Regions from separate parts of the Homo sapiens genome. Here region 1 is linked to region 2. Evidence: read pairs that join two places in POLR2A ChIA-PET (ENCODE). Cell type or tissue: PC-3. All regions are shown on one strand. Links, peaks and the distances in the headings refer to the core of each region. The heading gives the core; the rest is flanking DNA.

What was found. Peaks named below come from ENCODE experiments on the same cell type or tissue, not always from the same donor. Only the 100,000 strongest peaks of a DNase experiment are listed, where the experiment ranks them.
Region 1: POLR2A ChIA-PET joins it to region 2 with 6 read pairs; 6 of 35 experiments call an interaction of 5 or more read pairs at or near these places.

What each region holds. Positions count from the first base shown.
Region 1 is chr15:78,214,662-78,220,041 of GRCh38, forward strand. All of the region lies in intron 1 of ACSBG1 (acyl-CoA synthetase bubblegum family member 1), which reads right to left. Among named protein-coding and RNA genes, the nearest start is that of ACSBG1, 17 kb to the right of the region's middle. In PC-3, for the core only: no CTCF peak of the experiment used is centred there; a DNase peak (open chromatin) is centred at 2,210.
Region 2 is chr15:78,114,676-78,120,055 of GRCh38, forward strand. The region is part of intron 2 of CIB2 (calcium and integrin binding family member 2); the gene reads right to left. Among named protein-coding and RNA genes, the nearest start is that of CIB2, 14 kb to the right of the region's middle. In PC-3, for the core only: no CTCF peak of the experiment used is centred there; no DNase peak of the experiment used is centred there.

The DNA.
Region 1 (5,380 bases), core at 135-5,134, 100 kb after region 2:
AACTCCTGACCTCAAGAAATCTGCCTGCCTCAGCTTCCCAAAGTGCTGGGATTATAGGAGTGAGTCACTGCGCCCAGCCTCAGCCCTAATTTTAAGGCCAAGGAGCAGGGCACAGAGGCAGCAATTGGGACAGGGGTTGTTCAAGGTCCTCCACCTAGTCAGATGGCAAACGACTGTCAGATTGTTACCCTAAACTGGTAGGTCAATGCCAGCACTCTTAACTTCAAAAGAATTCTACCCTTCACCAAATTTCAATTACATCTCAGCAATTCTTGCCTATTGCCACTTCAGGACACCCTAACAGTTTGACTCGAATACTGGTCCTGAGCCTCTGATGCGTTAGGACCCCTTTTGAGAAGCTGCTGGGAGCCCCCCCATAGACCCCCATCAATGCACTTTGCACCCCAATGCTCTCTTGCTGTTTTTTGTTGTCACAGGACTTCGGAAGCCCATGCTATATTAACGACCCCAATCCTAGTGAATCCCAGAAAGGAATTCAGACCTCTCCTTTGTCCTGAAGAGCTAAAGATGAACTTGTTTCTCTTCTCCTCCTCCCTCTTCTGGTGAGGGCTGAGTCATGATGTTAATGAATGGAATTGTCACTGATACTTGACGTTGGTAGAGAATGACAAAAGAAATGTCCTCAAATGTCCTTCAAGGCTAGCTCTGGATGCACAGTGTCCAAACTGATGAGGTTTGAAAACCTCAACAGTGGCCAGGCATGGTGGCTCATGCCTGTAATCCCAACACTTTGGGAGGCCGAGGCGGGTGGATCACCTGAGGTCAAGAGTTCAAGACCAGCCTGGCCAACATGGTGAAACCCCGTCTCTACTAAAAATGCAAAATTAGCTGGGCGTGGTGGTGCATGCCTGTAATCCCAGCTACTTGGGAGGCTGAGGCAGGAGAATTGCTTGAACCTGGGAGGCAGAGGTTCCAGTGAGCCGAGATTGTGCCATTGCACTCCAGCCTGGGCAACAAGAGCAAAACTTCGAAAAAGAAAGAAAAGAAAAAAGAAGAGAAGGGAAGGGAAAAGAAAAAGAAGGAAAGAGAGAAAGAAAGAAAGAGAAAGAAAGAAAGAAAGAAAGAAAGAAAGAAAGAAAGAAAGAAAGAAAGAAAGAAAGAAAGAGAAAGAAAGAGAGAAAGGAAGGATGGAAGGAAGGAAACTTCAACAGTTATAATGCCAGCACATGGCTCATTCCAAGATCAGGAAGGCTTGGGAAATGTGTAATCTACCCTTTCGTCTCCTTACAAAACCCACTAGCTGACCTGCTGTGGTAGAGCCGCCTATGACACTTTTCAAAGCTCGCCTTCTCTGGGAGGGACCTCAGCCCTCATGCTTCTTCCTGGAGCTGCCCTGGCTGATCTCCTCCCAAGGCACTCAGCATTTAGAAACTGGGTATTGCTTTTTTAAAAAACATAATGGACTGTCATGAAATAAAAATATGAATTAAGTCCTCATTCCCAAAGTTGGAATTGATTTCTTCCTGCCCCAGTGACTGACAGTTCCCTGAGGATCCTCCTTCCTTCTATGAGTATTGATTTAGCACCTCCTCTGTGCCGGATGTTGCATGGGACGAGGGGGTATAAAGTGACAAAAATGGACACAGTCCCTGCCTCGAAGATTTAGAGATGATGGGATCGATGAACAAAGATGCATTCTTTGCAGGGTTGCTGGGCCCAGGCTTGGGGAGGGGGTATAATGATGTTAAAGGAAGAAAGCTGGCAAGGAGTAAAGGTCTGATTATTTCATGCGAGACAGCATGGGAGGCTAGCGCAGAGGAGAGGACTCAAGGCCAAGGTGATAGGCATGGACTGTGGACCATCCCCAGTCTCGGTTTTCCAGCTCACACGGGTGGGGTTTTGGGCTGAGCAGAGATCTGCTAGGGACCTATAATCTTTCAGAAAGGGTGAGGGCAGGGGTGGTTTAAGACATATCCCCCTAGAATCCACTAGGAAGAACATATTTGGAGCAGGCACCCTGGAGCCCTTGACTGACTGAAGCCCCCAGCCCAAGACCCCAAAGGAAGTGTGTTTGCTGAGAGGCCTCAACCCCCAAGGCTCATCTCAGCTCCACCTTGGCTCCTGCCTGGGTGGGTGGGGCAGCCCAGCCAGCTCACTTCTTACCCAGTTGGCAGTGCTCATAGTGTCCAACTCTGTCATGCCAAATCCCACAGCCTGCTGTATACAAATAAATGTGTCAGACATCAAGTTCCACTCCAAAGCCCTAAAGGAGTTGGCAAGCAGCCTGGCCGTACCCAAGACAAAGTTCTCTGGGCACCAGAACATCTGGCTTCTAGCCCAGGCTCTGTTTCAGTTTTGTGACCTTGGGCAAGTCCCTGGTTCATTCTGGGACTCTGTTTCCTCAGATATCACAGATAAAGGGCCTTCTCATTTTCTATCTGTGACTGGTCATCTAGGGCTCTGGGCTGGAATTCTGCTGCATCAGGTAGGGACAAGGCTGCAAAGTTGGGTGCTGCCAGGCCCCCCAGGCCCAAGGATGCAAAAGAAAACCAGACAGGAATAATCACAGTACTAGCTTGTAACTAACACATAACCAGCACTGCGTCTCAGACAATGTTTTATGCACCTTACACATGCAATCTTCGTAACAGCCCAATGAGGTACTATTAGCACCCTCACTTTACAGATGAGGAAACTGAGATACAGAGAAATTAGGGAAATTGACAAGGTCCTTTGGTTAGCAGAGTCACAATATATACTTGGGCAAGTGGGTTCCAGAGTTTATGCTCCTAACAAGCCAGCCATACCGAATAGTCTCAGGCCTGTTGGGTGACTGGGGTGGAGCAGGATAGGGACAAAGAATAGGGAGGTACAGAGAGTGAGGCACTTCAGGGTCCTCTAAACCCCTGCATCCACCATTCATCATCAGACCCTTTTGGAAAAATTTTTTTTTTTTTTTTTGAGATGGAGTCTTCACTCTGTCGCCCAGGCTGGAGTGCAGTGGTGCGATCTCGGCTCACTGCAACCACTGCCTCCTGGGTTCAAGCGATTCTCCTGCCTCAGCTCCCCGAGTAGCTGGGATTACAGGCACACGCCACCACACCCGGCTAATTTTTGTATTTTTAGTAGAGACGGGGTTTCACTACGTTGGTCAGGCTGGTCTCGTACTCCTGACCTCGTGATCCGCCTGCCTCGGCCTCCCAAAAGTGCTGGGATTACAGGCGTGAGCCACCGCACCCGGCCTGGAAAATGTTTTATATAAACCATGCGCATATATTAAATCGTAATCCAGGTGTTTTCATATGTTGTATTGATGACAGACACAGAGAACGGCCAGCTGGTGGTTTTGGTTACCACAGGAAGGGCAGTGCGATGCTCAAAGCTGACATAATTTCAGCCCAAAGCAAAGGCTACTAGAAAATCACCATCTCCCCATTGCTTGCCATTTTTATCCTAAGTACCGCAAGCGTGACTTTAGGTACTCCTCTCCTAGGAGGGCCTTACTTAACCCATTTGTAAAATGGGGAAAGGGTGGATGGGACGGCCTGTAAGTCCCAGCTCTCAAGATAGGTAATTCTCTACCTTTCTTCCAGGGAGATGAGAAGAAAGAACACTGCCTATTCCTCAGACTCCAGAGGAACTTTATGGGGGTGGGAGTGGGGGTAGGGGTGAAGCTGGGGTGAGGCTTCTGCCAGTGGAGGCATTGTGGGGGCATTGTGCTCTGCAGTGGGCTGGTTCTGGCTCACAGACTTGGTCCCTGCCGTGGAGGAGCCCAGGGTTTAAAGAGGAAGATAAAGACACACATACACAGCCTGTACACGTGAGAGGCAGCTCTGAATGTGGCAGGCAAAGGGGTCAGGCAGTGGGGACACAGAGCAGAAGGAGCCTGGCCTTTTAGGGGAATATTATTTCACTTTTTAAAAAGTGACAACTAACATTTGCTGAGCACTTAGTATGTGCCAGGCACTGTTCCAATTGCTTTACACAAATTAATTCATTTGATTATCTCCTATCAAGTGGGTACTGAATTACAATCCCTATTTTATGGGGAAATGGAAGCATAGAGAGATGAAGTAACTTGCTAAAGGTTATACAGATAGTAATGGGGATGATTGAGTTTCAAATCGAGGCAATCTGACTTCAGATTGCATCTCCCTTTTTTTTTTTGAGACGGAGTATCGCTCTCCTTTTTTTTTTTTTTTTTTTTTTGACGGAGTATCGCTGTGTTGCCTAGGCTGGAGTGCAGTGGCGCGATCTTGGCTCACTGCAACCTCTGCCTGCCGGGTTCAAGAAATTCTCCTGTCTCAGCCTCCCGAATAGCTGGGATCACAGGCGCCCACCACCATGCCTGGCTAATTTTTGTATTTTTAGTAGAGATGGGGTTCCACCACGTTGGCCAGGCTGGTCTCAAACTCCTGACCTCAGGTGATCTGCCCACCTCGGCCTCCCAAAGTGCTGGGATTACAGGCGTGAGCCACTGCACCCAGCTGCATCTTCTTAACCACTACTATATGCACTGCCTGAATTTAGGTGAAGCTCTATGAGGTCCTTGGCACCTCTCCATACAGCTCAGCAACACAGGATTTCCTAGGAAGCAATCGACTGGAATTGCTTAGCACAGTGGCTAAGATACTTGGTTATTGTGCATGGTGGTGCACACCTGTGATCCCAGCTACTTGGGAGGCTAAGGCAGGAGAATCGCTTGAACCTGGGAGGGGAGGTTGCAGTGAGCCGAGATTGTGCCACTGCATTCCAGCCTGGGTGACAGAGTAAGGCTTTGTCTCAAAAAAAAAAAAAAAAAAAGTGAACTTGAAGACAAAATAGTAGAAACTATTCAATCCAAAGGGTAGAGAGAGAACTATTTTTAACTTGAACAGCACAAAACATTATTGAATGAAATTAAGGAAGACCTAAATAAATGGAAAGATATCTCATGATCGAGAGACTTAATATTGTTAAGATGGTAATGCTCTCCAAATTTAACCACAGGTCAACACAATTTTAATCAAAATCTTAGCTGGCTTCTTTGCAGAAATTGACAAGCTAGTCCTAAAATTTGTATAAAAATTCAAGAAGACCTGGCCGGGCGCGGTGGCTAATGCCTGTAATCCCAGCACTTTGGGAGGCTGAGGCAGGCGGATCACAAGGTCAGGAGATCAAGACCATCCTGGCTAACATGGTGAAACCCCGTCTCTATTAAAAATACAAAAAATTAGCTGGGCGTGGGGGCGGGCACCTGTAGTCCCAGCTACTCAGAAGGCTGAGGCAGGAGAATGGCATGAACCTGGAGGCGGAGCTTGCAGTGAGCTGAGATCACACCACTGCACTCCAGAATCTGGGCAACAGAGTGAGACTCCGTCTCAAAAAACAAACAAACAAACAAAAAATTCAAGAGACCTAAAATAGTCAAAACATTCTT
Region 2 (5,380 bases), core at 252-5,251:
ACTGTAATCTAAATGTGCTTTGGGAGGCCAAAGTGAGAGAATTGCATGAGGCCAGGAGCTTGAGACCAGCCTGAGCAATGTAGTGAGACCATGTCTCTACAAAAAAAAAAAAAAAATTAAAAATTAGGTGGATGTGGTGATATGCATCAGTAGTCCTAGCTACTCAGGAGGCTAAAGTAGGAGGATCTCTAGCCTGGGCAACAGAGTGAGACCCTGTCTCTAAAAAAAAAAAAGATAAGTAAAGAAAGAAAAAAATAGCATACTGGTAAATCAAATCTAAGACTTTAAAAGAATAATATGTTAGGATCATGTAGGATTTATTCCAGAATGCAAAGATAGTTCAATATTTGGAAATCTGTGGCTACAAATCATATTAAGCAAAAAACATTTTGACCAATTTGATAGATGCATTTATGACTGTATATGTGAATACAGAAAAATATCTGAGAAGTTATATACTACATGTTTACACTGATAGTCCCTGGGAGGTGGGAGTAGAGAAATGTGAAAAGAAGGAGGCTAACTTTTACTTGTTATTTCACCTACTTCTCAATTATTTGAAATTTTAGAAGTAATTATTTATTTATTTATTTATTTTTTGAGACAGAGTCTCGCTCTTTCGCCCAGGCTGGAGTGCAGTGGCGCAATCTTGGCTCACTGCAACCTCTGCCTCCAGGGTTCAAGTGATTTTCTCATGCCTCGGCCTCCCAAGTAGCTGGAATTACAGGGGCATGCGACCACACTCGGCTGATTTTTTTATATTTTTAGTAGAGATGGGGTTTCGTCATGCTGGCCAGGCTGGTCTCGAACTCCTGACCTCAAGTGATCCACCACATCATCCTCTCAAAGTGCTGAGATTACAAGCATGAGCCACCGCACCTGGTCAAAAGTATTTTAAAGTATATGTTGTTTTGTCAATTAAAAAAACTTAAAATTCTTAGTAAAACAGAAACAAAAGGAGTTTCTGCTTAGGAGCAGAAACAAAAGGGTATCTCCTTCTCTTTTTTTTTTTTTTTTTTTTTTTTTGAGTCTTGCACTGTCACCCAGGCTGGAGTGCAGTGGCTCAATCTCAGCTCACTGCAGCCTCCGCCTCCTGGGTTCAAGCAATTTTCCTGCCTCAACCTCCTGAGTAGCTGGGACTACAGGCGCCCGCCACCACACCCGGCTAATTTTTGTATATACTGGGGATATACCCATCAATGTGGGATGCCTATAATCACCATTATTATATAACATTTCTCCCCAGGAGCACTAATCAATGTACTATTCGCCATCCAGGTCCATGAGTTCTGCATATGTGAGTCAACTGAAGACAGAAAATATTTGGAAAAAAAAAATTGCATCTACGCTAAACATGTATAGATTTTTTTTCTTGTCATTATTCCTTAAACAATACAGTATAGCAACTCTTTACACAGCATTTACATTGTATTAGGTGTTATAAGTAATGTAGTAATGATTTAAAGTATACAGGAGGTGCCGATTTAAAGTATATAGGAGGGGCTGGGCACGGTGGCTTACACCTGCAATCTCAGCACTTTGGGAGGCCGAGGCGAGCCAATCACTTGAGCCTAGGAGTTTTGAGACCAGCGTGGGCAAAACAGTGTCACCCTTGTCTCTACAAAAAATATATATATATAAATTAGTCAGGCATGGTGGTATGTGCCTATAGTCCCAGCTACTTGGGAGGCAGAGGTGGGAGGACCACTTGAGCCCAGGAGTTTGAGGCTGCAGTGAGCCATGATCGCACCACTGCACTCCAGACTGGGCGACAGAGATCCTGCCTGACAAAAAAAAAAAAAAATTATACAGAAGGATGTGCAAAGTGGATAAGGTTATATGCAAATAATATGCCATTTTATATAGGGACTTAAGCATTTGCAGTTTTTGGTATCCTTGGGAGGTCCTAGAACCTATCCCCCACAGATACTGAGAGAGGAATGTAATTAGTTAAGACAGTAAAATAGTACACTTAAATACTGGAGAGGAGGCAAGTTACCATTTACTGGAAAACCAAAAATAATTAGCTTAAAGACTATTTGAAATAGAAAGAGTTCAGAAGCCTTTCTACACAATAGTTTTTCTATTATGTATTAACATTAGCCTTTTCAAAAGTAGGATTTGGCTGAGTGCAGTGGCTCATGCCTGTAATCCCAGTGCTTTGGGAGGCCAAGGGGAAAGGATTGCTTGAGGCCAGGAGTTTGAGACCAGCCTGGGCAACACAGTGAGACTGTTTCTATAATTTTTTTTAATTAAAAAAAATGAATTCACAATTTAAAAGAACCAAAAAAAAAAACACAACTAAGTATAAAATTGGTATAAAATGTACTAATTTTGAAGTATCAAAAAAACCATGAAAGTTTAACAAAAGATATAAAAATATTTTAGGTACTTAGATAACTATTGTGCATTCCTGATCGGAAAGACTTAATGCTGTAATGATGACGATGATCTGTTCATTTTTCTATAAAATGAATATGACCCTAATCAAAACCTGCAAATGATCTATTTGGGATCTAGCCAGCCCAATTCAAAAGTGTGTTTGGTTAAGTGTTTCTTCAAGCTACTGGCAAAAAAAAAAAAAAAAAAAAAAAAAAAAAGTTTGTTTAAAAGAATAAATGTAGGAGTGTTGCAGGGGAACCCTGAAAAAAAAGAGAAACTGGGGAAACATTTTTCCCTATCAGGTATTAAAACAGTTTAAAGCTATAATAAGGACAATGTATGAAACAGACATTGGCATTTACAAGGCAGACTAGTAGAAGTGGTAGATCCCAATGTAAATGAGAATGAGCCCATGACACAGCATTTGAAATCAATGGGGAAAAGATTAATTCCTCTGAAAGTCACAAACCAGCAATCCACCATTCATGCCTAGTTTCCATATAGCATTTTAAAATAATTAAATTACGTCGAAATAATAAATTTAGAATTTTGCTGCCACCATATACAGATTGAAAGATCTTACACTATAAACCTGGGTTTCTTAATCAAGATGGTCTGAATTCCCCCAAGGCAACAACTAGCTGGGGCTAAGGAGCAGCTATTTCTGCAGGTGTCCGTTCTAAAGAGTTCCCACCCGACTAGACAGCTTCATTTATTTACAGTGCATGCTGGCCCCCCTGACAGGCAGCTGAGCTTCAGACTCTTGGGTTATTCACTGAATGATCTGGGGTCAGAAGACAAAAAGCATATAACAGCAGTGGGAGGAAAAAGCAAAAGTCTTAAAAATATCCATTATCTTTGATCAGGAAATTTGTTGGAAATACCCATATATGTGCAGTTATGTGAATGGTACCACAAGAATATTCACTGAAGTACAAATTAAAATCGTGAAAAGCTGGAAATCTAAATGTTCAACTATACAAATTAAGAAATATCCATTAAATGCAGCCATTTAAAATATTGTATCAGAATATCTAATGATATTGAAAGTTGTTCGCAAGATGTTAAATGAAAAAAGCAGAAGGTACAGTATAATCCCATTTTTTTTAAAAAAGCTTGTATATATTTATATACTCACAAAAAGAAAGACTAAGAGGAAGGCTGGTCACTAAAATGTTAGTGATTATCTTGGGTAGTAGGGGGACAGTAAGATCTTTTTTCTTATCTTTTTTTAACTTTAAAAATTGTGATAAATGGCTGGGCAGTGGCTCACGCCTGTAATCCCAGCACTTTGGAAGCCCAAGGCGGGCAGATCATGAGGTCAGGAGTTTGAGACCAGCCTGACCAACATGGTGAAACCCGTCTCTACTAAAATACAAAAAACAGCCTGGCCTGGTGGCGCGTGCCTATAACCCCAGCTACTCAGGAGGCTGAGGCAGGAGAATTGCTTGAACCCAGGAGGCAGAGGTTGCAGTGAGCCGAGATCGCGCCATTGCACTCCAGCCTGGGTGACAGAGCCAGACTCCGTCTCAAAAAAAAAAAAAAAAAAATTGTGATAAAATAACAGAAAATTTACCATCTTAATTATTAGTTTTTCTAAATTGTGGTAAAATGCACATGCCATAAAGTGTACCATCTTAACCATTTTGATGGGTACAGTTCAGTGGCATATTAAATATGTTCACATTATTATGCAACCATCACCACCACTGATCCACCTCCAGAACTCTCTCCATCTTCCAAAACTGAAACTCTGTACTAATCAATAAGTTCCCATTCCCCCTCCTCCCAGCCCCTGGCAACCACTATTCTACTTTCTGTTTCTAAGAATTTGACTACTTGGCTAGGCCTGGTGGCTCATGCCTGTAATCCTAGCACTTTGGGAGGCAGAAGCGGGTGGATCATTTGAGGTCAGGAGTTCGAGATCAGCTTGGCCAACAAGGTGAACCCCATCTCTACTAAAAATACAAAAATTAGCCGAGCGTGTTGGTACACGCCTGTAATCCCAGCTAATTGGGTGGCTGAGGCAGGAGAATTGCTTGAACCTGGGAGGCAGAGATTGCAGCGAGACACAGACTTTAAAAAAAAAAAAAAAAGAATTTGACTACTCTAGGTACCTCATGTAAGTGGAATCGTATATGTCATTTTGTGACTGCTTATTTCACTGTGCATAATGTCCTTAAGGTCCATCCATGTTGTAGCATGGGTCAGACTCTCCTTCCTTTTGCAGGTTGAATAGTGTTTTATTGTCTGTCTATACCGTGTTTGGTTCATCTATTCATTTGCTGATGGATTGCTTCCACCTTTTGTGAATAATGCTGCTATGATTGTGGGTGTACAAACATCTCAAGACTCTGCTTTCAATTCTTTTGGGTATATACCCAGAAGTAGAATTGCTGGATCATGTGGTGATTTTATTTGTAAGTGTTTGAGGATCCATCATACTGTTTTCTTTAGCTTTCTTATCTACTTTTACAATTTGCCTAAGGAAAAGCAATTTTAAGCATATATATACTTTTTTTTTTTTGAGATGGAGTCTCGCTTTGTAGCCCAGGCTGGAGTGAAGTGGCATGATCTCGGCTCACTGCAACCTCCGCCTCCTGGGTCCCGGTTCAAGCAATTCTCCTGCCTCAGCCTCCTGAGTAGCTGGGACTACAGGAACACACCACCATGCCCAGCTAATTTTTGTATTTTCAGTAGAGTTGGGGTTTCACCATGTTGGCCAGGCTGGTCTTGAACTCCTGACCTCATGATCCACCCGCCTCAGCCTCCCAAAGTGCTGAGATTAAAGGAGTGAGCCACTGCGCCTGGCCAATTTTAAGCATATTACAAAACAATACCATCTGCCTTTTTTTTTTTTTGAGTCAGAGTCTTGCTCTGTTGCCCAGGCTGGTGTGCAGTGGTGCAATCTCAACTCACTGCGGTCTCAACCTCCTGGGCTCCAGCACTTCTCCCACCTCAGCCTCCCAAGGAGCTGGGACTACAGGCACACACCACC